3 separate regions of the Homo sapiens genome follow, and regions 2 and 3 are each linked to region 1. Evidence: chromatin loops called from intact Hi-C (ENCODE). Cell type or tissue: HCT116. All regions are shown on one strand. Links, peaks and the distances in the headings refer to the core of each region. The heading gives the core; the rest is flanking DNA. Region 1 has its middle 21 kb from the start of LINC01413. Region 2 overlaps ALDH1A2-AS1 (ALDH1A2 antisense RNA 1). Region 3 overlaps AQP9 (aquaporin 9).

Region 1 (10,979 bases), core at 4,628-7,127:
AGCGCTGCGGAGGTGGTGGTGACCAATCAAAGTGCCCACTCCAGGGCAGCTCACAGCAAGGGTGGGGTGGCTGGAGACAGACAACAGGCAAAGGAACAACTACATGTGTCAGGTGTGGTCGGTGAAAAGAAACATCAAGAGGGAGCATGGATGGGTGGGAGCTGTGTTAGAGAGAAGGTGACATTTCAGGAGGGACCTGAATGAATTCAGGGATGGAGCCATGAGCACACCAAGAGGAAGAGCATCCCAGGGAGCTGGAACAGCAGGTGTGAGGTAGGAGCAAGCCAAGGACAGCATCAGGCCCACTAGTGGGACACACTGGGTGAGGGGAGAGTAGCCGAGGTGAGGTCGGGGAGCCTCCATGTCAGGGTGAGGCCAGGCAGACGAGAGTCTCATGAGTGTCCTCCATAAGCGGCAGTTATGGTTATCACTATTATTAGGTTCTAGAAGGCCACACATTCCCTGGAAAGATGACAACTACCACCACCCTCAGAATCCTCCAAGCAGAGGGGTGGTGCCTCTGGCCTCACGGCTTGGTGCATAAAAAATGGGACAGCCACACGCTTTCTTCTGCTTAGCGTATGCTAGCAGTTGATGAGACATTTGGACCGTGTGGCCTGTGGGGGTGGCAGGTGGGAGCTATCAGAGAGGCAGGAGGAGGCTCAAGTGACCTCAAGACTCAGCAGTTTCCTGCACTTAGGGAGTCAGGGCCCCAGCACCTTGTGACATTCTGCTCTACCGTTCTCCCTCTGCTCTCCAGCCCTGCTTTATCATGCCCCTCCTCCACTCAAGAACCCACAGTGGCTCCCTATTACCTATTATTCTTCAGCCGACCTTTGCCACAGTGACCATCTGTGCACCTCAGGTGTCTCTGTTTAATGGTTATTTGCCCCCAAATCCCAGCTCAGACTGCTGGAGGAAATTACTTGTCTCTGTTTTTTTTGCCAAGAGGGAAAGACTTCCTTTGATAAATACTTTTTTTCCCCAAGGAAATGAGTGTCGACTTTTCTCCGAACCACAAAGCCAGTGCTACCTGCGCTTGGTCTTCACTGTGAGAGCGCCTCACAGTCCCATGGGGTGTGGCTGCACTGCTGGTCTCTCGGGACATCTGCACTCACTCAACTGGCCTGGAGGCAAGAGCCTGCCACAGAAGGCCAACTGTCTAGTCCTGCACAGGCTTCTTCCAATGCAGCAGGATGTATTCAAAGAACACCAGACTCCCACTTCAACTGCACTCGCTCAGCCATTTATGGAGGGGCTACCACATGCCTGCCACGGTGCTGTGGCCTGACCTCCTGAAAGAGGTCCCCGTGGGAGGGGACTGATTCCAAATAGGCTTTTTTTTTTTTTTTTTTTTTTTTGAGACAGGGTTGCCCTCCTGTCGCCGAGGCTGGAGTGCAGTGGCACGATCTCAGCTTACTGCAACCCGCACCTCCCGGGTTTAAGTGATTCTCCTGCCTCAGCCTCCCTAGTAGCTGGGACTACAGGCATGCGCCACCACACCCAGCTAATTTTTGTTTTTTTAGTAAAGACGGAGTTTCACTGTGATGGACAGGCTGGTCTCAAACTCCTGACCTCAAGTGATCCACCCACCTTGGCCTCCCAAAGTATTGATGTTACAGGTGTGAGCCACCGCAACTGGCCCCAAATACACTTCTGTTAAAGAATGGGTATTACTACTTTTCAAATTGTTATGTGACAAGAGAGAAAACTATTCTTTTGAATCCAATAACCATAGCCCTCCAAGCTTATGAAAAACTTCTCCTATTCGATTGTATCTTATAATGCGTGCTCTGTTTTCCTGAGGAGGTCCAGGGTCTGGATCCTTATATCGGTTCCTTATCAAGAAGATGCGTGTTATTACGTAGCAATTTGCCAGTGAGACTCAGGAGGGCTGTGACTTTCTTGAGACCAAATGGCCATGTGATCTGGAACCAGGTGGAACCTCCATGCCTGAATCTAAAGGGTTCTCCAATCTGGCTGCATGAGAATCACCAGGGGAACTTTCACCACCACCAGCCTTCCAAGCACCACCCCCAGAGAGTCATTCCACTGGTGGGGATCCCAGGTGATTGTAATGGCCCGGGAGTTGGGAACCACTGCTCGGAAGCCAGATTGCAAGCCCTCTCTGGCCTGGGGGCAGAGGAGCCTCCTGGCTCTGCCGGTTACTCGCTGTGTGATTTGAGGTACATCTCTGGTCTTCAGTTTCTTCATTTGCAAGAAGAGAGATCCCTTCCAAGGTCTATTTCTATATGGGATCTGTGAGTTACTCGGCATCGAGAAGATGTTTGGGAAGGCCTCCTGGAGGAGCAGCATGAACATGGACTTGGACTGTGGCCCTTCCCATATCGGGCTACAGGGAGGGAGGGCAAGACCCTGCACCAGGTACCTAGTCAACGGTCGCTGTCCTCTGCACTCCACAGTCCTAGGGGTACTCTTGCTGGGGTGGAAGTCGCGACCTCCTCTGAGGGTGAATGGGCAGGGCCCACGTCTGCACCTCTCTTAACAGCCCTTTTAGGCCAAGGGGGCTGCAAATGCCTGAGGCTGTTAGGTCTTCAGGGCCAGCCTTGGGCTTCTGTGGCTCAGGAGCAGGGAGAGGGCGGCCCCAGCCCTCCGGGCTCAGCTCTGGAGGGGCTGAAAGATGGGAGCCCTGAGCTGGCAGGACCTGGAAGATGGTGTCCTCTCCATAAAACAATTCCCAAAGCCTTTCTTTGTCTTCATTTCCTGATCATGAAAAATACGTTACAGAACAAATAGAACTATGTTTATACTTCCCAAATTATGAAGGTGATTTCACGTTTTTTGGTGGGTTTTTGGTGTGCGATGGAGTTTGTTTTTCTTCTGGGACATTTTGGGCCTCGCTGCAACATGAAGGTGGGATGTTGGGGGCACCGGAGGATTTACCCTCTCTAGGCTGTGCTGGTTACTATAGTGGAGGGTCTCAGAGAGCTCCAGGCTGGGGCAGGAGGAGGGTGATTATGGCTCTGAGAATAAGAGAACAGGTGAGCCAAGCCATGGAGAAAAACTGAAGTCCTCACCTGCCAGGAGAGAAGCCATGGTGGGCACCTGCTGATTGTGGCCTGAGGGGCCGCCCTCCACAGTTCCCGTGAGCCTTGTGTGGTCAGGCGTCCCCTGACCTTTCTAACTGAAACCAGGGGAAAGCTGTTCCCCGGCGGAGCAGCAGGCGTCCCTGTCAGAGCCACCGGCTTTCTCCCTGTGACTCACGGCTGCTTCCTCCTGGTCATCTGGTCCAGGGCAGGCCTAGAGGATGTGTGTTGACTGACCATGTTCCTGCTAAAAATATGGGTCCTGGAGTCAGAATTTCTTGCTGTGAAAAGCACTTCCTGCAGGCAGGGTGCCTCAGGAAGCAGGTCATAACATTGTTTTTCTGAGCCTTTCTCTTCTTGTGTGGGGTCTCTATATTCAGAGTCTATAAACATGAACAAATGTATGTACGGTGGCCAGGAAAGCGGGAAACAGGTGGCGGTGCTCACGGGGCAGCACTGGACTGGGGAATGCTTTCAGCAGCTCCCCCCGTGGGCGTGTCAGTGTGGACTCCCTCCAAGACACTCTGGCGCAAGGGCCATTGATTTTCTTTTTCTTTGTTTCTTTGTTTCTTTTTTCTTTTTTTTTTTTTGTAAGACAGAGTCTCACTCTGTCGCCCAGGCTGGAGTGCAGTGGTGCAATCTCAGCTCACTGCAATCTCTGCCTCCCAGGTTCAGAGATTCTCATGCCTCAGCCACCCAAGTAGTTGGGATTACAGGTGCATGCCACCATGCCCAGCTAATTTTTGTATTTTTAATACAGACAGGGTTTCACCATGTTGGCCAGGCTGGTCTCAAATGCCTGACTTCAAGTGATCCGCCCGCCTCGGCCTCCCGAAGTGCTGGGATTACAGGCGTGAGCCAACACACCTGGCCTTCTTTGGTTTTCTAGCTCCCATCTACTCAGCATGGGCGGAAATCCAATTTGTTGTGCTTCCTGGCTTCTGGGGTCCTGTGGACCTGACAGGGTCTTGCACCATTCAGAGAACTGGCTCTCCGGGCCTCAGGACGCCCTGAGCACTGCTCAGAGGTTCACTCTTCAGTCACTGTGGTCCCCGGGAGCAGTGCTGATGAGTTGAAGCTCAGCCTCTGGGTATTCATGCTCCACCCCCTGAGCAGCCTTGGACACCCTTCCCCCTCACTCCTCACCATTTGCTGAGACCACCACCCCTGCCCCCCTATCTATCCCAGCCTCTTCAACTAAAGCTGCCAATCTCACGCCCTGCTCCTCTGGGACCACCTCTCCCCACACCCCATGGGCCTGAAACATAAGAGTTCTTTACTTGGGGGGTTGGGGGTGGGTGAGAACACTCAGCCCTTCAGAAACACACAGCAGCCTCTTCTCCCCAGAATCAGGAGGGGAAGGGAGAAAGGGGAAGGAAGATGCTTGATATAGTTTGGATATTTGTCCTCGCCCAAATCTCAGGTTGCATTGTGATCCCCAGTGATGGAGGTGGGATCTGGTGGGAGGTGTTGGGATCATGGGAGCCGATCCCTCATGGCTTGGTGCTGTCCTCATCATAGTGAGTGAATTCTTGTGAGACCTGGTCATTGAAGAGTCTGTGGCACCCCCCACCACCAGCTGTCTCTCTTGTTCCTGCTTTTGCCATGTGGCGTGCCTGCTCCCCCTTCACCTTCTGCCATGATCATAAGCTTCCTGAGGCCTCCTCAGAAGATGAGCAGATGTTGGGGCCATGCTTCCTTACAGCCTGGAGAACTGTGAGCCAATTAAACCTCTTTTCTAGCCAGGCACGGTGGCTCATGCCCGTAATCCCAGCACTTTGGGAGGCCAAGGCAGGCGGATCCCCTGAGGTTGGGAGTTTGAGACCAGTCTGACCAACATGGAGAAACTCTGTCTCTACTAAAAATACGAAATTAGCCGGGCATGGTGGCCCATGCCTGTAATCCCAGCTACTCAGGAGGCTGAGGCAGGAGAATTGCTTGAACCTGGGAGGCAGAGGTTGCAGTGAGCCAAGATCTCACCATTGCACTCCAGCCTGGGCAATAAGAGTGAAACTCTGTCTCAAAACAAACCAAAAACAAAAGAACTTCTCTTTTCTTATAAATTACCCAGTCTCAGGTATTCCTTTATAGTAATGCAAGAACAGCCTCTTACGCTTCATTTGTCTCTGGGAATATAGAGTAAAACAGCAGCCAAATAACACTCCAAAACAAAACAAAACAAAACATCCCAGAAGACGAATTGTAGTTTAGTTTTTTTTTTTTTGTTTTACTAAGTAGCTCCCCTTGTTACGTTAGCCTCGTTTTACAGACGAAGAACCCAGGGCTAAGAGGGTTCCTTGGGCTGCCATGTGGCACTGGGTGGGGGTTTATGGAGGTCATGGCCCCATGTCTATGCTCTCAATCTGACCAGCGTAGGCATCAGGGTGGGCACTGCCCTGCACAGAGGCCCAAGGGTGGTCCTGACCATGTTGCCCAGGATGGTCTCAACTCATCTGCTGAGAGATGGCCTCCATCACAACCTTAGCCTCTGCTGGCAAACAGGTGGAAAGGAACCAAAAGACAAGTAAATCCCAGCCATTAAAGGTAGAGCTGGCTGAGCCTCCTTCAGAGAATGCATGATGGTGACACACACCTCCACAACACCCAGGCTTGATTTATGGACGCAGATGTGCATATATCACCTCCTGTAATCCTCACAAGAATCCTATTATTTCCATTCTCCAGATCATAAAATGGGCATGCAGATGTTGAGTAACTTTACCAAATCCTATAACTAGTAAGTTGCCGAAAATGGGATCTGAACCCAAATCCCTTAAGTCCAGTGTTCTTTCCATAATATATCAGTGAATATAGCTGAGATTTCATTTTTTAGACAGATAAAAATCAAGAGAGGTGAGTACCAACGTTTGCACTTTTCATTTGACAATAATAGACAACAAGGAAACCAATTTGAAATTTCAGTCTCTCTTTAGGAACTTAAAGATGAAGAAAAACTAGGAGAGTGGTTATTCTACAAAGTACCATCAGGTGGCACCATTGCACAGCGGCTGCATATCCCCAAGGTTCAACTCAACAGAAGGGCCAGCTCAGTCTGGCCAGCTGCGACCCCACCCTGGCCATGGCATGTCCCCGCCCCACACCTTTACTAATATGATGTCAAGATCTGATGTGTGAATAAGAAACGTAGCATCCCATGTCTCAGTTAGCTGCTGTCCATGTACTAGTCCATCTATTTTTGTCTGGTAACTATTTTAAGTTATCTTGACCTTGTTAAATGTTTTAACAGGATCTGATCTGTCTCTGAAAACATTGCACTCTCTTGTCTGGAGGTGCAGGGACAGGAAGGAAACCTTTAATCAAGGTCCCCCTTGGCCTGAGATGATGGTGGGATAGGTGTGGGGTCTAGATTGAAGGTGGAGGGGTCAGAAGTCATGCAAGGGCAGTGGTGGGTTTGACTGGACGTTTGGGGCCAGGCAGGCAGCTTTGCACAGTGCATCCTTTGCCTCTGTATGGGGTCGGGAGCTTGGAAAGCTTTGGGGGTGGGGGTGGGTGGGTAATGAACACTTCTCACACTGTTTTCTGTTTTGTTTTTGTTTTGTTTTGTTTTGTTTTGAGACAGGGTCTCGCTGTGTCACCCAGCTGGAATGCAGTGGCACAATCCTGGCTCACTGCAACCTCTGCCTCCCGTGTTCAAGTGATCCTCCTGTGTCAGCCTCCTGAGTAGCTGGGACCACAGGCGTGCACCACCATGTCTGGCTAATTTTGTTTTGTTTTGTATTTTTTGTAGAGACGGGGTTTTGCCATGTTGCCCAGGATGGTCTCAAACTCCTGGGCTTAAGCAGTCTGCCCGCCTTGGCCTCCCAAAGTGTTGAGATTACAGGCATGAGCCAGTGTCCCCAGCCCCAGTTAGTTTTATAATGCTGCATGAAATCTAGATTATTTGAAAATACCACATAAAAATAATTGCTATGACATTTAAATATAGTGACAATGAAGTTCATAACAGAATTTGTATTAGAGTATTATTATTGCATAACACAAAAATTTGCCTTCTGTACAATCTCTTACACGGAAACATAAAATGTCAAGAATTTTCTGTAAGGAAACATAAAAGTAGATTAGCTACAAGTAAGACTAATAAACATAGCATACCTTTTATACATTGTAGAAATAGTTATTTTTTATTCAATAATTTGAATGTAAAGGGCTTTGAATTGTTTTTGTTTTGTATGTTACCAATAACTTGAAGCTGTTTCAAGCTGTTAAATCTAAATTCTAGTCTCTGTAGAGATTATACCGGTTCCCACATGTGTCATGGGATGCCTTGTGCCCCTCCAAAATTCATATGTTCAAGTCCCAACCCCCAGTACCTCCGAATGTGACTGTATTTGGTGCTAGGTTCTTTAAAGAAATAATTAACCCTTTTCCTGTTTAGGAAAAAAAAAAGTGCAGCCCACTGCCAGCATTTTTTTTTTTTTTTGAGACAGAGTCTTGCTCTGTTGCCCAGGTTGGGGTTCCATGGCACAATCTTGGCTCACTGCAACCTCTGCCCCTCAAGTTCAAATGATTCTCCTGCCTCAGCTTCCTGAGAAGCTGGGACCACAGGCATGCACCACCACATCTGGCTAATATATATGTATTTTTTGTAGAGACGGGGTTTCGCCATGCTGCCCAGGCTGGTGTCAAACTCCTGACCTCAAGTGATCTGTCCACCTCAGCCTCCCAAAGTGCTGGGATTATAGGCATGAGCCACCGTGCTTGGCCAGAGCTCATTTAATTTTACATAAACCAACCTGACTGATTTTCAATGTGAAAGTAAAATTTAAAAACTGTTCTTGGAGTTATGTGTAAACAGAACTAACATCAAAATCATCTCAATCATCAGAATCGTCTATTTCAGAAAAATAGGATTAATCAAATGAATCTTTGGCCAACAACTCTTTGAGAATGATCACATAGGAATGCTATGTTTTCTCGGATTTGACATTTTCAGCGATCGAGAATTACTATATTTTCTAAATGGAAATGCCACTACTAAAGACAGAACGCTATACCTAGAATGATGTCTTATACGTAGAATGATGTCTTTTGTTTCCAAAGTTGATACACTAAAGCAAAGTGAAAATAATAAAAGGGAGATGTTTTGTGACCAAATTACTTTGGGGTAAACGCTGCAGCCGCAAGAGCTGCTGGTGAGTGTTCTTGGGGCAAACAGGAAAAGAGTTAAGGGAAAAATTTAGGTCCTGTGGATGGGCTCTAATCCAATATGATTGGTGTCCTTATAAGAAGAGGAGATCAGGGCACAACGCACAGACAGCGGGGACCACGTGAAGACACAGGGAGAAGACTGCATCTACAAGCCAAGGAGAGACCAACCCCGGCGGCCCCTGATCTCAGACTTGTGGCCTCCAGCACTGGTGCTCAGCCACCCCGGCTGTTCCCTCATGACGGCAGCCCCAGCAGATGAATACCCTGAGTTGTGCAGGCTGACAGGGAAGAGGCAATGAGGAGAGAGGGAGCTAAGACAGCTTCTTTCAATGATAAATCCCTTTTCCCAGAATAATCTGTACCTGTCTTCTTAAAGTAGCTCTTTGCACCAAAAGGGAGGATAATGAATTTTCAAATTGCAAACAGGTTCATTTGTTTCTACAAAACTGTATGTGGCCTAAAAGTGACAGTCATCCTCCTGAGAGAGTCCCCCGTCTTCTAGACAGGACTGGCCCGTGCTAACCAAAGCTGGGCTCTGGCAGGGACTCCAATTTGGGAAGATAAATGAGCAGGCGTGGCTGGCCCCTGAGCCACAGCTGAGCTCTCATGGAAGCGTCAGAAACAAGTACAGGCAACCCCAGGGACTTGGGCAAGGCCAGCCAGATGGTGAGGTGACCCCCAGGGCCCTGCAGCCACAGTGAAATTGACAAGGACCTGGAGCAGGGACTGAAGACCCCTGTGGGCAGGAACAAATGCTGCAGCTGGGCAGGGGATGGGGCAGGCCTGTAGGAAGCCAGATCCCACCTGGGCTCCCCACTCAGAGATGGATCAGAGGCCAGGCTGACCCGTGACCTCACACGGGAGGCCACACTTGGCCCGTGCTCTAATTTGTATTTATTTTTTATTGTTGTGGCGATGGGGTTTGCTGTGTTTCCCAGGCTAATCTCAGACTCCTGGACTCAAACAATCTGCCCACTTTGGCCTCCCAAAAGTGTTGGGATTACAGGCGTGAGCCGCCGAGCCCAGTCCAGTGCTCTATTTTGAAAACAATAGTTAACTACTAACTGTTTTTAAATAAATAGTTGATGGACTGAATAGCACTTTTTCAAAAATTGGCTTTATGTAGACTAGATTCTAACATGCAAAGAAAATATTTTGGGCGGTGGGGGTGGGGGGACCTCTAGAATTTATAGCTCTAAATGTATTAGGTTCTCAGGCCAGGGAGAAAAATTCACTGTTTTAGAGCAATATTACTTGGCAGGCAATGTTCTACTGGCATCACTGCATACGGGTACCTCAACTTCTCCTACAATAAAACCTTATTAATTTGATATCAAAGAACAAAAAGAAAAATTCTCCAACCCCCGCTGGTCTTTGCATTTACCAGGTCCGGCTTATCTCGGCACTTTCATTAAACAGTAATAAGGTGCCTCGTTGGTTGGGGACTAGCGGTAGCTTTGAAATAGTTGCTATTTTTGGCCAGGCACAGTGGCTTACGCCTGTAATCCCAGCACTCTGGGAGGCCAAGGCGCGCAGATCACCTGAGTTCAGGAGTTTGAGACCAGCTTGGCCAACATGGAGAAACCCTGTCTCTACTGAAAATCCAAAAATTAGCCAGGCATGGTGGCAGGCACCTGTAATCTCAGCTATTCTGGAGGCTGAGGCAGGAGAATCGCTTGAACCCGGGAGGTGGAGGTTGCAGTGAGCCGAGATTGCACCATTGCACTCCAGCCTGGGCGACAAGAGCAAAACTCCGTCTCAAAAAGAAAAAAAAGAAATAGTTGCTACTTTACTTTAAATTAACCAACATTGAAATAATGAGGTTCTAGTGTAATTTGCTATGATTTAATTAACTCCAACTTTGTGTTGGGCCTTAAACCTCTTCACCCCAATCAAGAAATCCTAGGCTGCCTGCTTGCTTCCTGAGACAGTGGGGCCTTTCTGAAAACCCACCTTGTTTTGCTTCTTTGGGCAGCTGTGGTGACCTCACTTTTGCTCAGAGCTCAGCAGTGTATGGGGTAGCCTTTTTTAGAAAACATTATTTTTATTTTTATTTATTTTTTGAGACAGGGTCTCACTCTGTTGCCCAGGCTGGAGTACAGTGGCCCGATCATAGCTCACTACAGCCTTGAACTCCTGGGTACAAGTGATCCTCCTGTCTCAGCCTCCCAAGTAGCTGCGACTACAGGCTTGTGCCACCATGCCCAGTTAATTAAAAAAAAAAAAATTTAGTAGAGACAAAGTCTCACTATGTTGCCCAGACCAGTCTTGAACTCCCAAACTCAAGCAATCCTCCTGCCTCGGGCTTCAAAAGTGCTGAGATTACCACCGAGACCAGTTTATTTTTATTTTTTGAGAAAAGGTCTCGCTCTGTCACCCAGACTGGATTGCGGCAGCATGATCCCGGCTCACTGTAGCCTCAACCTCCTGGGTTCAAGTGATCCTCCCTCCCCGGCCTCCCAAAATGCTGAGATTGCAGGTGTGAGCCACTGCGGCCAGCTGGTAACCTTTTCGTTTTTTTGGTTTTTTGCTTGCCATTACCATCAACTCACCCTGTCTAAAAAGCAGCTGTCACTCTCCTCCCCTACTGCGTCCCCTGCCTGACATCCAGACTCCAGACCCCCAGGCTCAGAACTGCTCTGTTATCTTGGCTTCTCCTTTTCTCCTCAAACTGCCCAAATGCTGCTTCCTCTTCCTTCTCAAGGTGGCTCCATATCTGTGGTCCAGGCTCTCACGCTTGTGTCTGTCTCCCTGCCCCATTAC
Region 2 (10,979 bases), core at 3,980-6,479, 730 kb after region 1:
TTCTAGAAAGTCTCCGTGGACGACGGGCGCTGGGCGGCCGCTTACCTTGGTGTACTTAATTTCGAGATTGGGCGTGGGCGACGGCAGGAGGTGCAGCGACGCCATGAGGGCGGCGGGGTCGGCCTTCACCTCGCCGGGCATCTCTATCTTGCTGGAAGTCATGGTGGCGGGCCGGGTGTCCCTAGCCCGCGGCGTGGGGCAGTGCGGGCTGTGCGCGCGGTCCGCGGCCCGGGGGCGCGCTCGCCTGTATATAGGCAGGTGTCAAGCTGGGGCTCTTCTTATTGGACGTGAGGGCCGAGGCGCGGGGGGCTGGTCCATCCTACCTAGGACGCCCGGCGCAGCCTCCATTTACATAAAGCCCGCGCCGCGCGGCCGGGACGCTTGGCGCCCACGGTCAAGTCCGCCCGGCGCTCCCGCCCCCCGGCCGCGGAGACCAGCCCACGCCGCCTCCACAGTCCTCGACGGTGGGAGCGGAACTTGCGCCGCGGCCCGCGGGCCTCGGCCAGCCGGACTTGGTCTCCGGGTCCCTGGGTCAGAGTCGGCGGGAGGCGCACAGCGGCCGAAGTCGAGCGAGGGTCGTGGCCCCCGGAAGCGGAGCTGGCAGGGGCTGGCGGGGACCGGAGCGGCCCGGTGCTGCTTCGGAGTAGAGAAAGGCCAGGAAAGTCCAGGCTGCGGAGGGCGGCTCCCAGCTCGCCCACGTTCCCTCCCATCCCCGTCCCAGGACCCACCGAACCCCGTCCCCCTTCCTTTCCGGAGACCCGGGAGGGCGTCCTCCGTTCTCCTCCTCCGGGCAGGGGCGCCAGGCTCTCGGCAGCTACGCCCTCTCCCCCGACCCCCCGACTCCCCTCAGCCGGGCCGAGGTGCATGGTGGCCAGAGGGTCAGGGAGAGGTGGCAGTGGGTGCGAGTCCCCCTCGCCTCGGGCTCAGAATGAGGATCCCTGCGAGCGGGTCAGCGCGGGGCGGCCCTTGCCAGGCGTCGCCCGCCCAGTTGCTGCCCTCTGCCGGCCGGGACCGCCCGGGCGGCTTGCGCTGTGGCGGGAGGATATGGGCAGTGATCATCCCCGGCTCCTCCGAGGAGCTGCATGCTTCGTGGGCTCCTTTAGTTCTTCTCGGATCCCCTCTTCCGGCTGTTTCCCCTCCTCACCCAGCACACCCACAGAAACACTATTTTGTTTTTCTGTTGTTCCTTACACGCTAAGAGCTATCGTCCCGCCAGACCTTAGGCTCATTTTACTGTCCCTTTGGGATTGAGTTTCCATCTCCCCCCTAATCTAAGTGTTTCCAAAGTCTAACAAGCTGCCCTCTAGTCTGTGGATCGGCCTGCAGGTGTAAACCAAGAACCTAGAGACCCTGCCTCAGAATGGGCTTTGGACTCCGTGGACTAAATCAAGGCCGCATGGAAAGACCTGCATAAGTCCCTTCCCTTCCTTACTCCTCACTCCAAATGTAAGCTTGACAGGGGCCTACAGTGTTGATAAACGCTTTTTCTACACTACCAAGCAACACTGTGATTCTCGTCTTTTTGTTTTGTTTGAAGAGACAGGGTCTCACTCCTTCACTCAGGCTGGAATGCAGTGGCACCGTGACAGCTCACTGTGATCTTGAACTGGGCTCAAGTGACCCTACCACCTCAGCCTCCCAAAGTGCTAGGATTATAGGCATGAGCCACTGCACCCGGCCTGATTCTCATCTTAAATGCCATTTTTAGAGCCGCTGGAGTCCCATTTCTTGGGCGTTAAGAAAACATTAAGCATCAGCCAGAAAACATCTTTCCTTAGATACTTTGAGTAACTAAAACTGCCTAATGCTCAGCGCTCAGATGCTAAGCAATAGTGAAAACAGACAAAAATATTTCATTTTAGTATTAGGTTTATAGAAATAAGTTCCAGCCTCTCAGAACCCAAAGTGACCTGGGTGAATCGTTTTCATGGAGAAACTACAGACCTTAGCTTGGGCAGTCGAGGGATCTGTACTCAGGGAATTTCTATGGCCAAAAATTATGACTTAATAACAGTGTATGCTCATAAGATATACTTTTATCAAAGCCTTAGAAGGTTAGAGATACAATTGAGAAATAAAAAAGTAAAATCTTAGAGTTCATTGGGGAGAAAGAGAGGGTTCCAGCAAGGGGGAACAGTGATACCTGTGGAAAAACTTATCACTAGTTATGAGAGGCTGTGGGGAAAACATGAAAAAGAGCCATAACAACATGAGCTGAGTGCTCCAAGGAGGACGCCTACTCCCTGGGAAAGCTGACCTTTGGCTGGGTCTTAAGGGAGAAGGGAGGCTTCAACAAGAGCAAAAAGAACACTATAGAAAAGGTATAGAGGCTGGGCACGGTGGCTCATGCCTGTAATCCCAGCAGTTTGGGAGGCCGAGGCGGGTGGATCACTTGAGGTCAGGAGTTCAAGACCAGCCTAACCAACATGGTGAAACCCCATCTCTACTAAAAATACAAAAATTAGCTGGGCCTGGTGGCAGGTGCGTGTAATTCTAACTACTCGGGAGGCTAAGGCAGGAGAATCGCTTGAACCCAGGAGGTGGAGGTTGTAGTGAGAGGAGATCTTGCACTCCAGCCTGTCTCCCTTGTGCCTTCCTCAGTTCCTAAAACAGCGTAGAACACATAATAACTATTTAATAAGAATTTTTGTTGGTTGATTTGAGCAAAAGACAGAGCACTTTTGACAACTTCCACCGTAAGTGAAAGTAACTTCCTTCACTGCCTGATTAAAGAACATTTTCTCCTCTTGATCTTAAACTTCGTTTTGCTTTTCCCCATCGGTGTTTTTTTGTTTTTTTGTGTTTTTTTTTTGAGACAGAGTCTCGCACTGTCATCCAGGCTGGAGTGCAATGGTGTGATCTCGGCTCACTGCAACCTCCGCCTCCCAGGTTCCAGCGATTCTCCTGCCTCAGCCTCCCGAGTAGCTGGGATTACAGGCATCTGCCACCACACCCAGCTAATTTTTTGTGTTTTGGATAGAGACAGGATTTCCCTATGTCAGCCAGGCTGATCTCGAATGCCTGACCTCATGATTCACCCACCTCGGCCTCCCAAAGTGCTGGGATTACAGGTGTCAGCCACTGTATCTGGCCAAAAAAGATATATATTTTGTCTATATTCAGCTCGTGACAGCAGCCACTTTTTGTTCAAGCCCCCTTTTTTGTTTTTTTGAGACTGTCACCAAGGCTGGAGTGCAATGGCATGATCACGGCTCACTGCAACCTCTGCCTCCTGGGTTCAAGCGATTCTCCTGCTTCTGCCTCCTGAATGGCTAGGATTACAGGCACTCACCACCATGCCTAGCTAATTTTTGTATTTTTAGTGGAGATGGAGTTTCACCATGTTGGCCAGACTGGTCTCGAACTCTTGACCTTAACTGATCCACCCTCCTCGGACTCCCAAAGTGCTGGGATTACAGGCATGAGCCACCATGCCCGGCTGTTGTTCAAGCTTTTTAAATCAAGGTAGGGACAAGATGTAGCGGAAAAGAACAGTGAATTATAAATGCTTCTTTGGTGTTCATCTTCTTGGTTTCAGTTTGTAAGATTTACAAGGCTATTACTTCCAAGGCTGCCTTAACACCTCTTCTCACATTCTTATTTCCTCTTCTCTTTCTTTTATCATCTAGTTTTAGTGTTTTCTCATATCCTCTACAGATTTCACAATAGTTAAGAAGACAGTCTTTGGCCAGATGCGGTGGTTTACACCCGTAATTAGGCCAAGGTGGGAGGATTGCTTGAGGCTAGGAGTTCAAGACCAGTCTGGACAACATAGCAAGACCCTGCCTCTACCAAAAAAAAAAAAAAAGTATCCAGGCGTGGTGGTGCATTCCTATAGCCCTAGCTACTCAGGAGGCTGAAAGAGGAGAATCGCTTGAAGCAGGAGTTCAAGGTTATGGTGAGCTATGATCACGCTACTGCACTCCAGCCTGGGTGATGGAGTGAGACCCTGTCTCTAAAAATAAAAAGACAGTCAACTACCTTCAGATTTCTAACAATTTGAATTTCAGCCTTTTCCCCCCAATTTGGCTAAGAAACTGTTTTTTTCCCACCTTTACAGTGTTTCTCCTCCCACCCCCCCCATTCTGTAATTATTTATTGCTTAGGATACATCTTGTTTGAAACCCCTTGCATAAGGGAACCTAAGCTGCAGCATGCTGTATTTATTTCCTTATGAAAACAATTTATTAGGCCTGGTGGAGCCAATATCCTGGAGTTGCAGAGGAGAAAAATAAATTCTTGCCTCATATTTCCTCACCTAAATAATAGAATGCAAAGCTGTAATTTTAAGGCATCAGCTTTATGTGAAGTTTGACTTTAAGTTATGAAACCATAACAGTTTAGGTTTCTTGTTAGCTGCAGTTAAGGGGAGGAAAGTATTTGTTAAGTTGAGAACTAGTCTTTAGAAATCAATGAAGGGAACTAAATGCAGCTCAAAGATCCCTCTCAAAGAAGATGCACTTGATTTTGACAGTAACCGAATGTCCAGCTTGAATGTCAAGTTTCTATGTTTAGGGGCTGTTTCAGCCTCAGGTGGCCCTGCTTAATTGCTTTCCTGTTCCCATTACTAACCATGATGACAGCCTACCTTTCCTAACAGATACACTTGCATTTTAATTTATCTTCAAAAATAAATCACACATTATAGCATTCCCCTCTTCTGGGCTAATTGAATCAGTTCCTTAAATGTCTCTACATCTAATGATTTGAAAGAGGCACATTGTTTGAAATATTTAAAAAATTAGGGCCCTCAGGTTGTATGCAGAATGATCTCAGTGCTTATTTCAGATATAAGTGTTTCCTAATGATCTCATTCATCTCAAATGGGATATGCCTGGCCACTTTATTTGAAATGTTTCCTGAAAACTCTAACAGGAAAGCTTAATGCAAAATATATTTATAGAGAAATGGTATTTAATTTATTAACAAAAGCTTATAAAGAGCTTTACATATTTTTATCCAGAAATGCTTAATGAAGTATTTGGGACCCATTATGAAAACTTCTATAAAATAAATCCACTTATATTTTTATTTAACCTGTATATTAACTTTTTATGTGAGATCTAAACTCTCATTTAATTATCCTTTTCCTTCTAACATCCAGAAGAAAAGAGGCTGAGACTGTGGTATTTATTAACCATAAAAATTCTCTAGATATTAAGTTCCTCATTTCTTGATATGGCCTCTGGTCACTATATTCTATGAGAAGAGGTATTTGGAGTTGCAGGGAGTAGAGTCCTAATTGGTTATGACTCAAAAAACTATGTTTTGATACAAAACACAGTTCTTTTCTTTTAAAATATACCCTCTACTTTTCAGGGACCCCGGAGACTATTTTAAACATGGGAACTAGATTTGCCTTTGTTGTAAGGCCCAGTTCCATTTCGTATATGTTCGAGAAGCTTCAATTTGGGTACTGGGATGAGCGCAGTACTTCATCAATAATCACACTTAACAGACAGGAAGAAATTAAAATTCCAGCTGCACCGCCTTTTCTGAAGGGCCTGAGGGAAAAGGCATTGGCGCCCCCTGCAGTTGATGGTGTGTATGTGCAACTGAGTATTGTCCATTCAAATAGCTTGGATTCAATGTATTTTTATCTGATACTGGTGAGAAATCCTTAAGAGATGTTATCATTTAATTTGAATTTGTCTGGAGAAAAAAAATCTCCTAGAGTCAGACAAATTTTAGATTTTAGTTAGTTTAGGAGGACTTTCTTTTGACTTACAGGAAAAGAACAAAAGTGTTTCTTAGCCAAATTTACCGTAGAAAGTGCAATACTGAGAACACTATGGTCCCACTCACATAGTGTTCAGAGCACTCTGTCACAGAGGAAGTTGCATGAGTGTGTCTCAGATTGGAAGCTACTGTTTTTATCTTGTGGGTGAGGAAGAATTATTAATAGACAGATTCCAGAATTTATTTCTCTTCTCGCTCAGTTAAGGACTTGGCGTGTAACTAAGTTGTCTGCTTTTTTCTTTATTTCACATTTCTTAGCTTTCCTTTTTCCTTTTACCCTTCTAAAATCCGTCAATTCTACAAATAACTCCTGTTATTATTAGGTTGGTGCAAAAGTAATTGCGAGTTTTGCCATTTAAAAGTAGTGGCAAAGGCCTCAGTTACTTTGGCATCAGCCTAATACTTAACATAGGACCCTCCGATTCCTAAGCTTCCTCCCCAAGTGCATCTGCGCTTATACAGCCACTCAACTCACAGGATCTTTGGACATAAGGAATTCTCACATGAACTTTGGCACTATTCGGGGCAGGGATCTGTATTTATATTCATTAGAAAATGAGGCTAAGTGAACTGTCTCTCTCTTTTTACATGCTGAAATGGGCCACTGAAAAGATAACGAGGAACACTTTAGACGTCCTGACAACAGAGGAGGCATGGCAGCCTCTTTTGTCTCAACCAAACGGTTTGCTGTGTGAAAGGCATAGAGTAAAACTGGGAGGCATTTAGGGCTGGAATAGGTACCCAATTTGGACATCTACCACCAAATGGCAAGGAGCGGTCTTGCTTCAGGCTGTATAACCCCACTTTCAGAGCATCTGTGTTTTCCTGACTGCAGTTCCTAAACCTGGATTTTTTTTCTCTGTCAGTCATCTAAGTTCAATTGAACAAATATTCATTGAGCATATACTATGTGCCAAGCATTGACAAAGAGTCTATGAAGAACCCAACGGAAGTTTGTGGCACATCCCTACCCTCAAATTCACAGTGAGGGTGGAATGACAGTAACCAAATCTGTGAAAATATTCACATGAGACAGGAAAGAAGTCAGAATATCCAGTGTACAATGAGAGTGAAAGAGGATGTCTAAAAGGGGACAGCCCATTCACAACCCACACACAACCCACGCACAAATATTTTTGGGGGGGCCTCCCATGGGCATTTATAATCTTCTAAGTGCTCCGAAGAACATGTGTCACAAAAGATGAAGAGAATATTTTCCAGAACATAGCCCAACAAAGAACTTCTTTGACATTTTTTAGTGTAAAGGTAACTGACGGTATCTACCAAATTAGCAATTTGTAAAACTGGAATTTCTAAAAGCAAATACTTGGAGCTGAGATTACCTCCCACTTCCCAAATTCGAGTTATATGATCTCAAGTATAATACCCTTTGGTATAGACCTAGCCAGAAGAGATAATAGAGGTGAAAACAAGGGCAGCTTATTTTTTTTCCATTAAAAGCATTATATATAACACTATGTCATGTTTCTAGTGCATACACACCTACTGTAGAGAGGTGTTGCCACCTACTGTTGTTTAGTCAGGGGATCAGACAGTCATGGAATAGACCGGTGGTTTTCAAACCAGGTTCCAATTGTAATTTAGGGAGCTTTACAAAATACGGATGCCTGGTCGCGCCTCCAGAGATTTCAATAAGTTTAAGAGGGAGCTTAAGGGATTGATATTTTAAACAAACTTTCTGATGTCTAGTAAGGCACAGCCTGGTTTGAGAACCACTATTTAACCCCCAGAAGGTTAACCATGTGGGATTACTTGAATCCACTCTAAACCTCTGGATTGGGCAGATGGATTCTGTGCCTTTCCACTTCGTAGTGCTCTTTGATTTGCTGTTTTTAATTTAGTATTTGAAAAACACATCCAGCCTCAAATGGATTGACCTTTCTGCTAATGTATTTCACCTAAATTAGCAGAGGCAATTAGCTAATTTATATTGGAATTGTGCACTTTCCAGTTCACATTTATCAACTCTTAAATGCTTGATCTGGTGTTGCAGTTTAAATTTTTTATTATTACCCTTTAAATCTGAAGTAATGTCTTACATCTAATTAGCCAAACTTACATATTCAATTAATAGATTCATTATGGGCTAATGAATATGGAGGCAGCACTAGGGCAACATCTGCCTGCCAGTTGAAATGACTGAAACTTTTCTGCTCTGAAGAAAGGAAAGAGTCTGTTCTATAACTTAAATAGCTTGAATTTTCCGTTTTAACATTTCTGAGTACTATACTGCTCTTAAGGAGTTTTACGGACCTGCCAAGATAGGAAAGTCAATATGCTGTCCAGAGAAACCTGCCCTTGTAGAGGAATATGAAATTCAAAATTGCAAAGAAAAAAAAAACACATCTGAAGACATTTTTTAGTATAAAAATGTACAAATCTAGATGGTCACTCCAGATTATGGAGTTTTTCCTAACTTGTGTTTTTCATAACAAATGCTTGAGAAAAAAACTAAATGAGAAAATTAATATCACAAACTAAACAAAATGTTTAGTATACCTTAGGATCACTCCAAAACTCACTTGATTTCATGATTTAAAGATATGTCCAGACATACTTTCAATAATTTAATGTTCTATGGTCAGTGATTTTTGGAATCTAGATAATTCAGAGATCTAAAATGAATTTATGTAATATAATCAGTTATTAACATTCTGGCATTTTATTTCTCTGGTTATAAAGAAATAGTCATTTTTAGTAATTACAAAAAGCCACGCACTTCAGGAAAGGTGGGTGAGAGCTAGAATTCACTTGAAAAACTATTTTTAAAGATGGCAAGACTATGGGGAAAATAATCAGAAATCATTTTCAAAGTATGTGATATCTTCGACATCAAAACAGGAGTTGAACAAGTCACTTTGGCTTGATGTCTGCAATGTGACAGAAAGAGGATTTGAGGTCGTGTATGTGCTACTCTACTGAGGCATGAAAAGTTTGTTGTTGATTTTTACACTCCTTACGTTCAAGGTGACACTTGGATTATAAAAAGACTACATTTCTTACCATGAATTATACAGATGCAAAGTGCCAATATCCTTGTGTCAAGTGCACTTTATCAAACATTCTAAAATATGAATTACTGCTATATTCATGTGTTTGATATTGAGGGCCTCTTATGTGCTTAGCACTGGCTAGATACCCTGGGGTTATGAAAAAGAAAACATAAATTCTTCTTATGGCTGAAGAAATTTGCAATTTGATTGTCATAATAAAAGTCTTCATAATTGACTTTACAAATACACCTATGCCCACAAGATTAGATTTACTGTGTTTTAACTGTGTTTTACCCTTTTCAGTATCTATAAAAAAAAAAGTACACATGTTAGTAAATCTTCCCCATGCTGCTCTCACTAGAAGTAAGGAGCACAGGAAATGAAAACAAAAGACAAAAAAACATGGCACCTGGTGTGCTCAGGGGGACTGGCAGGGGAAGGTATAAGTAGTAGCACCTGAGTAGGAAGTGTATCCGCCCTGGTACTCATGCCATAAAGGGCCCTGCAGTTATAAATACACAAAAAGCAAATTTAATAAGGAATACATGGGACCATCTGTCACTTGCGATCTGACACAGGCTGTTTCAGATGTGTGCATCATCTCTAACCCTAAACAATCAGTGTCACAACTAACACTGTTGAGGCCCCAAGGAAGCGCTCTTCCTCATCTCTGGTCCTGTGTTCAGAAAAAGAAAGACAGCATCCTTTGCAGGGAATACTGGGAAGATCAGTGTGTCAAGCAGCTGGCATCATTAGAGTGTGGGGTGTCACCATTTGAGCAGTGCGAGTACGAAGGTGAAAGACACATTAATGACCTTATCACGTCCTTCCTCTCAGATAGCATGAATGTACCCAATTCTTCCAGAGTGGGAGAACTGTTTCTCAGAGGTGCTATGCTGAGTGTCTAGATTTTCTTGCTTCTCTTTGTGTTTTAGTTGCTGGTTTCTGGGGTAGTCTCAAATTAACATGGTCTTCTCAATAGCTCTGTGTGGTGACTGAGGAATATTCTGCAATATTAAACAATAAAATATTCTTACATTTTTATATATGTAGATCTAGACATAACATGTGTGAATTTGACCTTTTACATTGGCAACTGGGTTACACATTAAACTCTAGAACTGCTAATAGTTCTATTCTTATAAAAATGTTTAAAAGAAGTACTTACATTTTAAAAAACTGAATAAATAACATATTTTAATAATTGTATTTAAAAGTTTGATAATTATTAATTTTCGTTTCTATTTTGCCTTTTAATTTTAATAAAAATTTTAAATATTTTAGAAAAAATAACTTTAAAAACTATAAGAGAAATAATATAATGTTTCTATTTTTAATTAATTCACATTGCTGATGAAAATATATTCATATTTGTATACTTCAAATATAATTCATTTTTTAAAGATCCTTTAAAATATTACTGTCAGTATCACCAAACTATGTGGAAACCTTGATTATAACAATATTGTGATTTGATTAAATAAATGCAACAATTGCATTTTATCAAATAAATATGTAATTTATGAGTTACGTATATGTTTATTTTATTACTTACCCTAACATTGCTGGCACATCAGCAGAACAATAGGACATACACAGTCATAATTAAATTCAGCAGTCTTGATATTTTGTTTTCAGTCAAGTAAAAAGTATAGCTTTACATATTTAAACATTTTGCCACCATGAAGCTCTATTTGTCAAAGCAGAAGAGGACATTATATTTAACAGTTTTTAAGTTTAGTTTAAGATGGTAAAATATTTAAATGTCTGGTTTCTGGGTCTCCATTTGTTTTTTTTCCCACAAATATTAGGAGTAGGCCTAGATAAAAGGAGTTGCTTTTCATTGTAGGCTCAAGAGACTGATGTTTCTCTGTATCCTGATTCCATGTACCTTTTCTGAAATAATCAGTTTGCACTGTTTTCCCTTGTTGACTGTCCTATAATAACCTTCCTGCATACAGTTGTCCCTAGGTATCCACAGGGGACTGGTTCCAGGACCAGTGATACCAAAATTCATGGATGCTCAAGTCCCTGATAGAAATTAGCATAGTATTTGCATAAAACCTATGCACATCCTCCTGTATACTTGAAATCATCTTTAGATTCCTTATAATACCTAACCCAATGTAAGTGCTATGTAAAGAGTTGTTTTACTATATTGTTTAGGGAATAATGACAAGAAAAAATAGACACCAGCCTGAGCAACATGGCAAACCCTGTCTCTAC
Region 3 (10,979 bases), core at 5,151-7,650, 840 kb after region 1:
AGCCATGCGTGGTGGTGCTTGCATGTAGTCCCAGCAACTTGGGAGGCTGAGGTGGGAGGATAGCTTGCACCCAGGAGTTGGAGGCTGCAGTGAGCTATGATTACACCACCACACCTCAGCCTGGGCAAAAAAGAAGAAAATTAGATAGGAAACTGGAGTATAGCGACCATATTATAATAGAAATTTGAAGCAGAGAGCATAGAAGAGCGAGGACAATTTTGGTTATTTTGGTGTTTTTCTCTAAGCTTTTTTTTTTTTTTTTTAAGACTGAGCCTGTTGCCCCAGGCTGGAGTGCAGTGGCGTGATCTCAGCTCACTGCAACCTCCACCTCCCAGGTTCAAGCAATTCTCCTGCCTCAGCCTTTGGAGTAGCTAGGATTCCCAGTGTGAGCCACCACTCCTGGCTAATTTTTGTATTTTTAGTAGAGACGGGGTTTCACCATGTTGGCCAGACTGGTCTCGAACTCCTGACCTCATAATCCGCCTGCCTAAGCCTCCCAAAGCTGTATCTTGATCAATGCTGACCTGCATACCATATCCTGAGCTTCCTTCATTGTGTCCTTGTCTCAGAGTGAGTTGGCAATTTCTCTAAGGTCTGTGGTTTCTAAGCCCATTATTGTGTATAAAGTCAAGTAGAAAAAGCGAATATTAGAAAACCCTGAGGCTGTAACCGTCAGCAAACCCTGAATGCTGTCCGTATTCTTAGGCTTTGGAGAGAGTTCCAAAAATTGCCAATTATCAGTCAGTCAACACCCAACAGAGCTCTTGGCCATCATGACCATATTTTGGGGTCACCTTATTTCAAGATTACTAAATTGTTTAGCTGTAAATACTCTTCAAGCATATTCCTTGGTTTAGTTAATAATCAATCATTTATTTACCCAATAACTATTTACTGGGCACCTACTTAGCCAAGTACAGCTCTATACTCTTCCTTCTTCAAGGAGTTCAGAGTCTGAGGCTCAATCTAACAAGTAAGTAGATACTCTTTTGCAGAGTGACAGGGACACTGATACAAGTAAAGTCAGAATGTCATGGAAGCCCAGAGGAGGGAGCTTTTACTCTGCAAGAGAGAGTTGGAGAAGGCATTCCAGAGAAGAGTGCTCTTGGGGGAACATGTGTCTTTTAATATTAATTAAAAATTATTTTAACATTATTATTTTGGAAAGCAGATGAAATGATAATGAACTTAAACTTTAAAATCAGTTGCCTGGTTCCCATCCTGATTCTTCTGCTTACAAGTTTGACATTGGACAAGTGTCTTAACCTTGTTTTACTCGAGTTTTCTTATCTATAAACTGAGAATAATAGCAGGATTTACCTCACAGCATTACTGTGAAGTTTTAATGAGATAAAGCATATGAAGTACCTGGCACATAATAAATGTTCAATAAATAATAGCTATCATTTAACTGTTAAAGTAAAACAGTAGTTTGGAAAACTAATAACATAGAAACCAGCTATAATTGGCCAATTCAAATACCTATTATCATTTTTGTTTATTGTCTTAAAATTTTTCTTTTACGTATGTTTTTAAGTAGAGTCAACCCTACATATCCATGAATTCTGCATCCATGGATTCAACCAACCATGGATCAAAAATATTTTTAAATTGCATTTGTATTGGACATGTACAGACTTTTTTCTTGTCATTATTCCCTAAACAATACCGTATTCACATTATATCAGATATTATAATAATCTAGAGATGATTTAAAGTATACAGGAGGATGTGCATAGGTTATATACAAATAATACACAATTTTATATTGGGGACTTGAACATCCATGGATTTTTGGTACTTGCAGGAAGTCCTGGAACCAATCCCCCACAGACACCAAGGGACAGCTGTATAAAACACAAAACAAAACACAAACACAAACAAAAAAATACAAATTTTTTTCACTTAATGTTATAAGTATTTTTAAATATTACTACATAGCTTTTATGTTTATAGTTTTTAATGGCTATACAGTAGACTAAAAAAAGAGTAAAAGCTTCCAGTTTTTCAGTACTATAAATTTTGCTAAAGTGGACATTTTAAAATGATTTTTCCACGTTTTAGATTATTTCCATTGTGTAATTCTCAAACATCCAGCAGCATCAAATTGTATAAATAAATTTATGTTTTTGAATGCATATTGCTAAATTATTGCTGAATTTCCTTTTAAAAGCATAGTACTTGTTTAGATCTATTAGAAAAGCCTGAAATAACGGGTATCTTTTTCCTAACATTTGATATTGTTTGGATTTATTTTATTACTAATGAGTTTTTACCACTGCTTTCCTAATTCTGTTTTCCTTTTTTGAATTTTCTGTTCACTTCCTTTGCACACTCATCTATTGATATCTCACATTGCTTTTCTCACCAATTTGAACAAGCCTTTCATTCATTTTTCCAGCCTGCAGCTTGCCGTTCTACTTAGCTGAGTAGTAGCTTAGCAGGATAGTGTGGTATTAAGATAACAGTCTCTGGAGCCAAACTCTCTGGATCCAAACCTGACTGCCACCTACTAAGTGGGCAGGGTAACCAATCTGTAAATGAGAATTATATTGGCTTCTCCTCTAGAATTGCTGTAGAAAGAAGAGAGACTGGCACAATTATTCACCCAGTACATGCCAGTTATTACTAGGCATATTGTAATATAAGTAAAATAGTAATATTGTAATATTGTAAAATAGTAAGAAGGGATGATTTTGAGACATGCAGGTGAGCAGAATGCAGGCTAAAGCCCTGGCTCAACTTCTCCCTCTCCAGGTGGTGGCCACCATGATACTCCTCATAATCGTCTTTGCCATCTTTGACTCCAGAAACTTGGGAGCCCCCAGAGGCCTAGAGCCCATTGCCATCGGCCTCCTGATTATTGTCATTGCTTCCTCCCTGGGACTGAACAGTGGCTGTGCCATGAACCCAGCTCGAGACCTGAGTCCCAGACTTTTCACTGCCTTGGCAGGCTGGGGGTTTGAAGTCTTCAGGTAAGTAACAGTGGTGGGGAAGAGAGAGACAGAGTCATGCTGCGCCTCACCAGTGGGGCGGGGCTTTGACATGGAGATCCAGGGAAGTTCAGATGACAGCGCCAACGTTAACTGCACACTCTGGTCATAAGCATGAGACATTTCACTGGTATTTTGTGGTATGATGTGTGTGTGTGTGTGTGTGTGTGTGTGAAAGAGAGAGAGAGACAGAGAAAGAGAGGCGGCTCTAGGTAAATTCAATAGAGATAAAACTGTCCCACATAATAATAATCCCTCAATTGCTATATGATTTTATGTGAACATTTTAGCTGTATAACTTGTCTGCAGATTCATTTTGTGACAAAGTTGGGCTACAATTTGCATCCTATGATGCCACTACAGGGCTCTTCCTCGTGAACCACGCAACCTATGCTGCACTTATTCCACAGATATTTGTTGGGCATTATCTGTGCTTTAGTCACTGTGCTAAGCAAGGAAATTTCAAATCAGCAAAAGCACTCACCTTGAGCGATATAATAAGTGCTCTGGCAACCCCTAAAAGTGCTGCAGGAACACAGATAACGTGTGAGTAACTGCCAGGGAAGCAGGGAAAGACATGACTGCAAATGTGAGAGCTGACTTGGTTCTGGAGATATGAGTAAGAACTTCCGGACAGGACAGACGTAAGATTGAGCCTCTGCCCCAGAAATGGCAAGACTCCACACTTTCTACTTCAGAATGTGCTGAGGAAATACGCCAACTGTTGGTACCTATCTTCTAGGACAAAATTTGCCCCTTCACTACTTCCTGGTTTCCCTGCATGCAGTCACAGAGGCGCATCCTCATCCACCCATGGCAACTTCCTATGGGGAAGGAGCTCACTTTGGTTCATCAGGAAACAGGGCTCTACCATGGAGAAAAGTAGGAAAAACATGTGTGAGCAAATTCTACTTTAATGTTTCCTGTGAGAACAAAGGACGTGAGTGTTCCCAAATGATGACCTAGACATAGAGTCATCAGGGTTTGGCCTGCATTTCACCAGGGTGAAAAATAAGTTAAAATAACTGGTACCATTGAGATCACCACCACAGATAGCACTCAGAGCATCTAGAGTGTAAGTGCCATGAGTACCTTGACAGCCTTTTCCCCTGGTATATCCACAGTGCCTAGAACAGGGTGTAGCTCATAGAAAGGCTCAATAAAAAGGTATTGAATAAAAGAATGAATGAATTCTATGTGACGGACACTTCCTAGGAGTTGAAGGATGCAAAGCAACTCAGTCAACATTCCCTGTCCTCAAGAAATTGACAATCCAATAAATTTCCTAGAACAGCAGTTCTCAACCAGAGGTGGGCAACTGTTCCCCAGGGCATTTTTGGTTGTCACGGCTGGACCTGAGGGAAGGGGCTGCTACTGGCATCTAATGGGTAGACGCCAGGAATGCTGTTAAGCATCCTACAATGCACACGGCACACCTCCCACAACAAAGAATTATTCAGTCCAAAATGTTAATAGGTTTGTGGTTGAGAAATTCTCTCCTAGAATGATCACAACTAGAACACGAAAATGTCCGCAACTAGGATGGATCTCTTGTATCTTTCCAATGGAGCATCAAAAACATATGTCCTAAGGATCTCCTTATTCCCAGAGCCCAGAATTCGCCCATGAGTTTCCCTTAATTCCACCATCCAGAGTCTCAGTCTTGGAGACCAAGCTCTTCTTCCACCCCCTTTGAGACCTCCTTGGTGATTCATTCAAAAGTCAAAGAGACATGGTGGTTCCAAAACAGATGGAGATCTTGCCCAATGTCCCTTTGCTCTGTTAAGTATATGTTAGGAGAACTCACGTGAAGGAAAATGTTGGAATCACCTAATGTCCCATGTCCTTAGCTAGCATCAGGATCTTTTCCCTTCCATGGAGTCATTTATTCATTCATGCAGCTACTTGATATCTTACTCAAGGCTCTCCACTAAAGATGATAAGACCTAGTTTCTGTCCTTCACTGTTGTGTTTATATTCTACTTAAGAGGTTATTCCAGAAGCTCTTACACAAGGTTGAAGCAGTCAAGTGCCATTAAAGAGATTTGACTAATTAACTCCAGGAGTTTAGAGGTCTACAGCTCCAAATTTAAGAATTATGGGAGTGGAAGTGGGAACATTTATAGTATTTGGATATGCTTAAACAAGCAACAGAGGGGTTATCTCAGGCAGAGAGAACCGTTATTCAAAGACACAATGTTAAAATCACAAGTGATCTAGTCTAGCTGGAAGGGTGCAGAAAGAAAGTTGGAAAGGGCCGTTGTCAGATCATAGAGGACCTGGACTCCCAGAATGAGAATTTTGGCTTTTCTTCTGCTCCCTGTTTTGTAGGTTATAGGGAGTAGCAAAGTATTTGGGGCAGAAGTTTGGCAGGTTTAGAATGTCAATTTAGCAAAATTAATCTGGCATCATCCTATAAGACTGATTGAAAAAGGAGAGAGTGGGGAAGTAGAAACCCATTAGGAAAGAGCAGGGTTGGCTGGTAATCCTCAACCAAAAATTTCTCCCCAAAACCTTTGAGGGACAACAGGCTTCCAAAGTGTTCTTAGAGTGTCTCATTTCCTCAGAGTTCTATATTCAAGGGAAATCCCTCAGTAGATATCCTAGCTTGGACCTACACCTAAGGTCTTAGAAAAAAAACAAGGCTACCTTGTTCCCAGGTCCCCATGTACTCCTGAACGGCAAGCAGTGGAATGATGGCAGGTACAGCGAGATGCCAGAGGGTTTGATGAGGGCAAGAGTCAACAGACCCTGGCCAAAGACTCTTGGTTTTTCCTTTAAATGTTAAGATGTTTCCCATCAAATTTCTCTCCACTTATTCACATTGTTAATGACTTAATCAGTGAAAGCTCTCAGGAGTATTATTAAATTTTTCAAATAGTTGGCCCAAAGTATTGAATCCCTAAAGATGGTCCTTTAGACAGTTAACATACACATGTTCCTGGCATCTCCCGAATCATAGTGTGCAAATGATCACTATTTGTGTGCATATAGGACTAGGCTAGGCAGGTAACCACATCTGAGCGCCTCCATTTGTGACTTGTGAACCTGATACAACATGTCCAATCTGATAAAATAAAAAGCATCCAGCCAGTGAAGAGGACGTGTACCCTGGCTGATATCTTGGACCTTCATCTGCTAAATGACAGGAAGAAATTTGCCATAAAAGGAAATGATGGACCCAACAGGTAGCTTATACTCCCTTCATGTTTTGACCTCTAGAGAAGACTTCAAGTCTTTACAGCCAAACGGGAGAGGCAGCCACCCTCCATGTGCCTCCCCTAGAAAAATCCATCTGGATTTGGGGCCTGGGGAAGGGCACTGTGAGGGCGGCCGAGTACAGCATCCTCGCTGCCGTGTGGTAAGAGTGACATCTGGTGGCTGCCATGCTCAGGCTCAGTGCTCTTCCATCAACCCTGCAAGGGCAATGGAGGACTTCGGAGACCACTTAGGTGCCCCAGGTGGAAGGGACCATGCAGATGAAGGAAATGGAGCTCACGATGGGGAATGGGGGTTTGATTTGCTCAAAGACCTTCTAGATAATCTTGAGATTAGACTTAGTTTCCTGGATTCTAGGACAGGGTTCTTGTGTCCTGCTTATTTCCTTTATCGTTCTTTCTAATCAAAGTTTGAGATATACAAAAGGCCACATGGAACATATGTGTAGTTATTCAGCATAATGATGAAAAGAAAAGCTATGGGTCCTTCTAGAATCCAACTAGAACACTGAAATTCTTACATGCCTCTGGGTACTCCTCTTGTCTCCCATCCCCTCTGCATTTATCCTGAAGTTTTGTGTTTTCCATTCCCCTGCTTTTTAAAAATACTTTTATCTTAAATGTATATATCCTTAAACAATATACTGTATAATTTGTTTGCTTTCCTGATCCTTTCTAAGAAATTATTTACATGGATTTTCTCTCTCCAAAGAAGATGGTGACAACTCACAAAGATACCTGCTTTTCCCCAGAACTATAGCTTTGCTGTAATGTACTAACATTGAGGATTTCTGGAAGAGAGAGAGCCATGGCATGACAGCCTTATCAGAGGGTAGCCTCAAGCTAAGATCTTAAAAAATAAGTACTGATTTAAATTATATTTAGAAGGCAATTCACACATCCACCTTAGATTTTTTAAAAATTCATTCATTCATTGAAAAACATTTCCTGATTGATTAGTTTGATTGTCCTCATACACTAATGATGCCCAGGAATCTCTCCACATTCTGCTTGTAATCCACAGGAATCATTATTTCAGGATGAGGGAAAGGCAATTCTGAATAATTGACCTGAACTTTCTTAGGGGCCCTCAATCTTAACGATGGGCTCAGGCACTATATTTTATAAAAAGAAAATAAATAAGACATAATATCTCACAAATATTAGTAGGACAATTAAATAGATCATCTGAAATCAGGTGTAGTGGAAAGTCAAGGATGGCAGTTGCCATGCTGCACTGAGCCCCCCTTATACTTAGCTCTTGCTGAGTTAAGAGGGAACCATGAGTGTGAGAAAGACTAACAAGTGAGTGAAAAACTAGACAGTAATACCAGGAGGAAGGCCAAGAAATGTATCACTAATTTCTTGTTTGATTTCAGAGCTGGAAACAACTTCTGGTGGATTCCTGTAGTGGGCCCTTTGGTTGGTGCTGTCATTGGAGGCCTCATCTATGTTCTTGTCATTGAAATCCACCATCCAGAGCCTGACTCAGTCTTTAAGACAGAACAATCTGAGGACAAACCAGAGAAATATGAACTCAGTGTCATCATGTAGTGGCATGCTCAGCTCTGGATTTGCAGTCAGTTTGGGATTCTCTTCAGAAAGATGGCATCTAAGTGTCTGTGTTCTTGTAAGCCTGAGGTGGAATCCACCCAGTTTTGTCTGCTAGCCATATGGGACATCTAATTGGAAAAGCATCTGCATAAAAGTTTGGAAACAATGACCACTTCTCTACCATTGTCCCCCACCCCCACCCCCCAGAATAACGCTGACTGTCCCCTGAAACAGCCTTCTCTCCTGCCCTGTTTATTTCATCCTCGATGGGAATTCTTGCTAGGTAAGCACTAATAACTCGGCATCTTGACGATAGTCCCATTTGGGTGGTTTCAGCTGCACTATCTGTATGAAATGGTGTCACCAAAACCCTTTTCTTCAGTATCGACAAAGATTACATTCTGAGTACCAACCAAACCCTAAATTGAAAGACAAAACTATGGTTTCAGTCAACATATTCATGAATTAGGGAGCTAATGGGTTAAGCTTCCAGTTCCCGCTATGCTACTGGATTTGTATAAATACTGATATTCTCCAAACCTAGTGGTGTAGGGAGCAAGAGAATGCAGCTGGAAGGCACAAGGGGAGGACATTGTGGCATTCAGAAACTGCAGGAGACAAGATGAATTTGAGAAGCCAAATGGAATTTTTAATGGAAACCATTTATCAGATTAATCTCTTGCTCTCCTGCATTTTAGAGGACACCAATTAATTTCCTGGTCTTTAGTATATAATAACCTAAAATACCATTGTAACCTCAGTCATGAAAAATACATCACTCTGTCTTTTTAGCTCAAATGTATTTTCCTAATTGCCCACTTGAGAACAGACATTTGACAAGTTATATCAACGACTGTGCTTGTCCATTATTTTACACATGCCCTAGAAGCCAAAACTGAAAGCCACTGGATCCTGGTCTAGCTGAATCTTCAGAGTGGGAGGTCTCCAAAAAGATATTACCTTATTGGGCTTAACAATTCACAAGGCACTTTCACACCCATTATCTAATTTAATCCTCATAATGACTATGTGAGGCAAATGCCACATTGCCCATTTTTCAGATAAAGAAACAAAATCTTAGGGAAGATAAGTTGAGTTGTCCAAGAGCACACTGAAAGTTGAATGTTATCTAATGCATTCCTCTACCTTTCAGAAGATCAGTAGCTGGCTGACAATCTTTGCCAAATCTTCCTTGCTAGCCAGAAGTGGAATTGGCAGCTTCTAGAATATGTACACCTCTGGACAAAATGTTCCTCAATCTTAAGATACAAAGACCCTCATTGTCTGGGTCTATTCCCACACTTACTGAGTACAGATGAAGGAAAGTGGTAGCAATTTAATCATAACTTTCATTTGCTGAAAAACATTATGAGAAGGCCTCCCTTCCTAAGCCACCTCTGGTCTTGCTAAGTCTTGATCTTGCTTCCTGCCAGCACCAAACATTACATTCAGGGGATTTCCTCTGGCTCAGTCTTTTCCCCTTGAAGTTCTCTAATAGATGTTACTTTTGACAAAAGATCGCCTATGAGTTACAAGCACCAGGGGATGCTCTACATCAAGGGATGCACCTTCAGTCAAACTGTCAAAAAGCCCAGAATTCCCAAAGGCATTAGGTTTCCCAACTGCTTTGTGCTGATATCAGAACAGCAGAAATTAAATGTGAAATGTTTCTGATGACTTATGTTCTACAATCTATGGACATACGGGATTTTTTTTTCTTGCTTTGAAGCTACCTGGATATTTCCTATTTGAAATAAAATTGTTCGGTCATTGTTGGTTGCTTGGTTGGTTTTTATAAGTATTAAGATTACTAAGTACGTCTAGTTCAGAGGTTGTCTATTGTGTCTACAAATTTGAATTTCCTGGGGGAACTTTTGAAAAAATACTGGTGCCCAGTTGGTCCTTTGTAAACATCTCAGGTGATTCTAAAATGCAGCAAGGGTTGAGAACATTGACTTGGGTAAATCACACGGGTCTAAAGTTTCTTTGACCATGTCCAGTAGTGGCCAGGTAATTCCTAGCAGGATTCCAGAGTCTTGGGATCCTCATGGATTAGAGCAATGGTTTTCCTCCCTCCCTACTTCTAAAGGGAACATGTGGCAATATTTGGAGACTTTTATGGTTATCACAACTGGGAAGGGGATGCTAATGGCCTCTAGTGGCTAGAGGCCAGGGATGCTGCCAAATATCCTACAATGCAAAGGCAACCCTCCCAACAGGTAATTATTTGGCCCAAAATGTCAATAATGCTGAGGTTCGGAGATCTTGGTGTCGAGGAAAGGTAGGGAGGGGAGTAAGAGAAGACACTGAAATCCTGCACCTTGATTCAAGTTCAGTCAGGAGCAAAGGTGCCAGACAAACCAGGAACAAACCCTGGGGGTGGACTATAATTCTTAAAGCAAGAGGCAATTCAAAATTTGAGTTTTGAGGATGAACTGTGGAATCTATGATCTACACAGGTGCTCATTAAACACAATTTGATGATTGATGACTAGGATTTATAAACAGGAAATGTACCATTATGGAAATCAACCCCAGGAAGAATTTTTTCAATGGAAAAAAGTGCTTTTGTTCCAGGTGCTCACACTCAAATTCTCTCCCCACCCCTACCCCCATTTACAAATAAGTGGATTTACCTTTGTGGAGTTATTTTCCAAGAGAATGTTTATATGGTTGAATTATCTGTATCCAAAGTCAACTAGATAGAGCCAACTTATCCATTTTTTAAATAGTTGCTTTAAGAGTTAGAATTGTAACATTCCTCCTTCCCTCCACCTCATGAATCGAAAAACTTGATAGAAGCATTTATCTTAATGCCAAAAATATAATTTCTCTGATTCTTTAACCAGTTGAGATCTCAGAGCATGTCAAAGGTTGCAGGGCTTTTCTAACCAGTAACAACCAGTCAATATTCAGCTGTTAAACAGGATACTCCACATAAAAATGTCATACGTAAAATGTTATCCTTAGGATATAAATTATTATTTCCTTTAAATTGCTTACACACACACAAACACACACACACACACGTCTTACTGTAAGGTATATTGATGTTCAATAATATCGTCATGGGAAAAAAATACATCTTCCAGTTAGAGAGAATGGTTTATAAGTTTTATTTAGCCACAGAACCTGTCGTTCAAATAAAACCTTATATGACACCCACAAGTGAACCAGAATTGCTATAAATAAAAAAAGGGAGGGGGATCAGGAG

Evidence for each region. Peaks named below come from ENCODE experiments on the same cell type or tissue, not always from the same donor. Only the 100,000 strongest peaks of a DNase experiment are listed, where the experiment ranks them.
Region 2: it touches region 1 in a loop (3-fold over the local background); 3 of 110 quality-filtered maps call a loop at or near these places.
Region 3: a loop joins it to region 1, with 4 times the contacts of the local background. A loop is called at or near these places in 3 of 110 quality-filtered maps.

Annotation. Positions count from the first base shown.
Region 1 is chr15:57,334,812-57,345,790 of GRCh38, forward strand. No RefSeq gene overlaps it. Among named protein-coding and RNA genes, the nearest start is that of LINC01413, 21 kb to the left of the region's middle. In HCT116, for the core only: a CTCF peak has its summit at 6,024 (motif pointing right); a DNase peak (open chromatin) is centred at 6,060.
Region 2 is chr15:58,065,489-58,076,467 of GRCh38, forward strand. It overlaps ALDH1A2-AS1 (ALDH1A2 antisense RNA 1), which reads left to right. Exons shown (of 3, transcript NR_147215.1): 1 at 1-254; 2 at 1,327-1,446; 3 at 5,320-7,217. ALDH1A2 (aldehyde dehydrogenase 1 family member A2) reads right to left here and starts at 223. Exons shown (of 13, transcript NM_003888.4): 1 at 46-223. The coding sequence starts at 162. RefSeq lists an enhancer at 1-280 and a silencer at 889-1,078. In HCT116, for the core only: a CTCF peak has its summit at 5,537 (motif pointing left); a DNase peak (open chromatin) is centred at 5,503.
Region 3 is chr15:58,176,371-58,187,349 of GRCh38, forward strand. It overlaps AQP9 (aquaporin 9), which reads left to right. Exons shown (of 6, transcript NM_020980.5): 5 at 2,758-2,975; 6 at 7,591-9,541. The coding sequence ends at 7,765. Among named protein-coding and RNA genes, the nearest start is that of AQP9, 43 kb to the left of the region's middle. RefSeq lists silencers at 9,080-9,374, 9,140-9,434. In HCT116, for the core only: CTCF peaks have their summits at 6,370 (motif pointing left) and 6,572; a DNase peak (open chromatin) is centred at 6,401.